Regions from separate parts of the Homo sapiens genome. Here region 2 is linked to region 1. Evidence: chromatin loops called from intact Hi-C (ENCODE). Cell type or tissue: Caco-2. All regions are shown on one strand.

The links. Hi-C counts contacts between places; a loop is a spot of excess contacts. Peaks named below come from ENCODE experiments on the same cell type or tissue, not always from the same donor. Only the 100,000 strongest peaks of a DNase experiment are listed, where the experiment ranks them.
Region 2: a loop joins it to region 1, with 2.9 times the contacts of the local background. A loop is called at or near these places in 4 of 110 quality-filtered maps.

The regions. Positions count from the first base shown.
Region 1 is chr3:151,638,001-151,640,500 of GRCh38, reverse strand. The region is part of intron 3 of LINC02066 (long intergenic non-protein coding RNA 2066); the gene reads right to left. Among named protein-coding and RNA genes, the nearest start is that of MIR5186, 73 kb to the right of the region's middle. In Caco-2, no CTCF peak of the experiment used is centred here; DNase peaks (open chromatin) are centred at 1,290 and 1,740.
Region 2 is chr3:151,466,968-151,469,467 of GRCh38, reverse strand. It overlaps a transcript of IGSF10 not described here. Among named protein-coding and RNA genes, the nearest start is that of IGSF10, 7.2 kb to the right of the region's middle. In Caco-2, a CTCF peak has its summit at 991 (motif pointing left); a DNase peak (open chromatin) is centred at 947.

The DNA.
Region 1 (2,500 bases):
AAGCTATAAGGGCATGGGCAAGCCATGAAGACAAAAAGAGTCACAGATTGACATTGCAAAATGGTGGAACAGAGCCAAAGAAGCAACCTTGCTGACCCGCCATTTTGTTTTTTTTCTCAGTGGGCCTCTCAGCTGACGAAGATGAGCAGAGGGAAAGCAGGGTGGGGTGGAGTGGGAAAAAGGGGAGAGAATGGACAGCCTGTGCCTTAGAAAGGTTTTGTTGTGTACATACACCAACCTCCTAAATAGGGGGCTACTCCCAGCATAAAGGAAGTAAAACATTTGGTGAGAGTATTTGCAACTACACATCTGAGTATTAAACTAAGAACTATTTTTATAATTTTTATTAAGTACATAAAAAGACTTAGTTTAGAATTAACTGCTGTAATTGAGAACTGGCTGACTTACAAGTAGCCTCTGGAGAATGCTGCTTCTCAAGGCTGTTAAGTGATATTTTTCTGATGTAAGCAAGTTTAGGGGTAACATGGAAGGAGCCATAAACAAGGTGACTTAATCATCCTGGTTTTCCCAGGATTCCCCAGGTTTTAGCACTGAGAGTTCTGCATCCTGGAAAACTCCTCAATTCTGGGAAAATGAGAATGGTTGGTCACCTAGGGAAGGAACCACAATTCCTCCAAGATTCCTCAGTGAAGGGGGTCCTAAAGATAGGATTCTAACTATCGTTTGGGCACTGCATCTGGAAAACAATCAAGAATACAGGTTGCGGAGAGTTGAGGTGTGGGTAAATGATCAGAAACACCAAGGTGGCAGTAATCTGTAACCTTACTGAGCCCTTTACCACTGGTAGGCAATTCGGGCCCTGAGAAGCCTCATACCTACAGTAAAATGATTACTTGATTTCTAAGTAGCTTTGTAAGTAGGATCCTGTTGCTCAAAAGAAGCAACAATGACATAAGGAACTAGAGAAGGCTACAGTTCTCTGATCAGGGTCCAGAAAGCCAGCTGTCACATTCCTGTGTGGTAGCAGGGGAAAGTCTGGCAATGAAAACAGTGAGCTTTATTGAATTGTCCAAAAATATCATGGCTCGTGTGACTAATTTTATTGTTCCATTAGCTGCTTTTCTAGAATTCTCCTCTGGAGAAGTATTAGCCATCATTAAATAAAGGAAGTCCTGCTGCTACTCTCCTGTGGCACACGATGTGGAGCAACTCACATGAGTGACTGAAGTCCATGCACCTGTTTATTCACTGTCAAGGGCTCAGCCATAACTGTAAATCACAAATGTGTGATGACACTAATTAACTCACTTGTGTGCTTTCTTCAGCACGTGGCAATCCAGGGAGAAAGGGTTGTTCTGTGGGCCCTGGTTTGAGGGTTGGCGGTAGTTGTGAGAAAGTGCTTGAGGAGTTACTGAGAAGGAGGTTAAAATGATTAACTAGAGAGTTCTGGGTGGATAGAGAAAGACAGGAGAGAGCCAAGAAAATGGGAGTGCAGATAACAATCAAAGCTACAATGAGATGAAAGAGCAAGTAAAGTGGGTCAAAAGTTATGATCAAAGGATGGAATGTCAAAGTTCAAGATTTCAGAGATAAAACAATTACAGTTAATTGAAGGTCCAGAGTATTGGCATAAAAGTGGGTTGCTAAAATGAGGTGAAGAAAATGTCCTTGAAATGAATGACTGAAGGAATTCCTAGAGGGCTGGATAGGTCAATGTGGACACTGAAGTTTGCCCAGAATTATGTCATGAGTTGCAATGAGCCATGGGGAGCCCCATGGGATTGGGAGAGCCCGTTAAGACAGGCCTATCCATGCCACATATCCTCACTGTGGTTCACAGCTCTTATCAGAGCAACCCTTTGTTTTCTATTTGGGGAAGTAACAGACAGATTTGTACAGGGAACCTAAATTTGGGTTCAAATCATATTACAGTAATGTAGTGCTCAGAAAACTGCATTCATATCCTAAATTCTGAAAAAATTACTACAACACAATGCGGAAGCTTTCTTGGCTTTGGGATGATTGAGCAAAGGCCTCAGGGATACCATAGCTGAAGAATTTCTAAGCTGCTTAAATATCAACAAACCTGATCTTGAAGTGAAGCCGGTCACTTCAACTATAGGATAAAAGGCAAGTTTATGGAAGAAATGACTGAATGATCACCGTGAGAACAGCTTGGATGCAAAAGGCAGAATATTTCATGAGCGAGAGAGATTGAGAGAGGGGGAGAGAGAGAGAGAGTGTGTGTGTGTGTGTGTGTGTGTGTGTGTGTGTGTGTGTGTGTGTTGTTCTACCATTGTTAACATGAGCTGGGGAGCTAGGGAGTGGGGAAGGGAAGCAAATTGTCTCTACTTGAACTTTGCTCTCCCAACTTTTTCCCTGACTATGACTGGTTGTCCATATAGCTGACTTCTCCTTAAGTTTTCTACCACTCATCTTGTTTCATGCAATTTGTTCATATTTCCCATTATGCCCTCTATATAAACCTTAACCCAAATTGCAGACATTAAAATGAGGCTTTTTTTCCAGAAACTGAGAA
Region 2 (2,500 bases), 170 kb after region 1:
CAAGTTTACTGGAGCAGCATCACATAGTACAAAAGTATATTTTTCTGAAAAGGGCCCCAATGTTAATTGGATGGGTTCAGATACAGGAATGTCTTGAACTTGATTTGAAACCCCCACCACAGAATGTAAATTATTTCAGCCATTGTGGAAGACTGTGGCAATTCCTCAAAAACCTAGAAACAGAAATACCATTTGACCCAGTAAACCCATTACTGGGTATATACCCAAAGGAATGTAAATCATTCTATTATAAAGATACATGCATGCATATGTTCATTGCAGCACTATTCACGATAGCAAAGACATGGAATCAACCCAAATGCCCAACAATGATAGAATGAATAAAGAAACTGTGGTAAGTATACACCATGAAATACTATGCAGCTATAAAAAAGAAATGAAATCATATCCTTTGCAGGGACATGGGTGGAGCTGGAAGCCATTATCCTCAGCAAACTAATGCAGGAAGAGAAAACCAAACACCATATGTTCTCATTTATAAGTGGGAGCTGAACAATGAGAACACATGGACACAGGGAGGGGAACAACATACACTGGGGCCTAGGCAGCAGGGCAGGGGGAGGGAGAGCATCAGGATAAATAGCTAATGGGTGCAGGACTTAATACCTAGGTGATGGGTTGATAGGTGCAGCAAACCACCATGACACACATTTACCTATGTAACCTGCACGTCCTGTACATGTATCCTGGAACGTAAAATAAATTTTAAAAATACAAACAACCCTCACAAAAATGACCCTTTTTACTTCTAGGGATTTACTGGCTTATTAAAGTGGGGTTTATGGTAGATAGAATAGCTCCAGTATTCATCGGGACTGTACACGACTCCCCATTTATTTTAACCTGTTTCTCCATGTTCATTTAAAGGTATTACGGGAGCAATTTAGTAGAGAATCCCTGGGAGCCCCGTCAATGCCATTATCAGGAGGGCTAAGGTCTCTTGGGCTCCCTCTAGTGGAGAAACAGTTCAGCCTAAAGGGAGGCTTATTGGCAGACCTCTTACATAAAAGCGGTCAATCCCTTTTCCAATGCCCTGGTTGTTTGCAATAAAGGCAGATATCTTGGGGTAAAGAATTTCTTGTTCTAGGATCTCTCGGTTGTGATTTAAAATGAGAATGAGAAAGGTCCCTTTGGTCGCAGCCCCTGTAGCCATTGTAACTGAAGGGTCAGCTTGTTAGCTTTTTGAGCTTTTTCTTGCTCTAGAGTCCTCTCAAAATGTTCAGCTAAAGCCACCAATTCAGTCATATCTGTAACTTCCCATCCAAGCTTATGTTTTTTAATTAAACTTCTAAGTTCAGGACGGAGTCCATTTATAATAGAGCAGTTAATGCTATTTCAGTCCCTGCAGGAAATACTCCTTGCCGTACTTTAAGCCCAGAATGTTTCACAAACAATGTCTCTAAGCGAGTTCTGTAATCTCAAACTGGTTCATCCTTTTGTTTTTGTTTACAAGATTGTATGACAGACTAATCAACTTTTTGCAGAAAAATATTAGAAATTGAATGTAAAATGTTTTCAGCCATTTTTCTTTCTTTTTTTCTTTTTTCTTTTTTCTTTTTTTTTTTGAGATGGAGTCTCGCTGTCGCCCAGGCTGGAATGCAGTGGCACGATCTCGGCTCACTGCAGGCTCTGACCCCGGGGTTCACGCCATTCTCCTGCCTCAGCCTCCCGAGTAGCTGGGACTACAGGTGCCCGCCACCTCGCCCGGCTAATTTTTTGTATTTTTAGTAGAGACGGGGTTTCACTGCGTTAGCCAGGACGGTCTCGATCTCCTGACCTCGTGATCCACCCACCTCGGCCTCCCAAAGTGCTGGGATTACAGGCGTGAGCCACCGCGCCCGGCTCAGCCATTTTTCTAGCTACTTTTGGTCCTTCTCATGAGGAGCTTTTGGAGGGGTCTTTAATACCCTCCTCAGGTTTGTCCCATTCTGCTACTGCCATCCATTCTTGAGCTTCATCAGGCCCTAATATCATGTGAATAAATTGGTAAAGGTCAGGAAGCCCTGGCTTGTAAGCTCCTATTAGGATTCTAAATTCCTCAGTAAATTTTTGAGATTTTCCCTTGAATAAGGGAAGTCCTTCACAAAACTTTAAGCTCAGTTTTAGACCATGGAGTGAAAGTAGTTATAGCAGACAGGCCTGGCTGATCAGGTCTTACTTTGTAAGGCATCTAACTTCCTCTTTTTCATCATCTTCAGGGTGAAAGGGTAATTTAGCAAAAAGGTTAGTGGACTCAGTATATAGGCAGAAATGGATAAAGAGAAGAAACAGTCGAAGTTAGTTCAGTCAGAGCACAGCCCTCTTTTGTCATGTCCTTGGTCTGGTGCCTAAGCTTTCCATTTGCTTTTTGCAAAGAATCTTTCAAGGAGTTAATTTTTGATTCATTTAGTCTTTTGGAGACCTCTGCATACCAATGAAAGACTATGTCCCACTGTTTCTGTGGGACATAGTCTTTTTCCAATATGCCTCACAAATACAC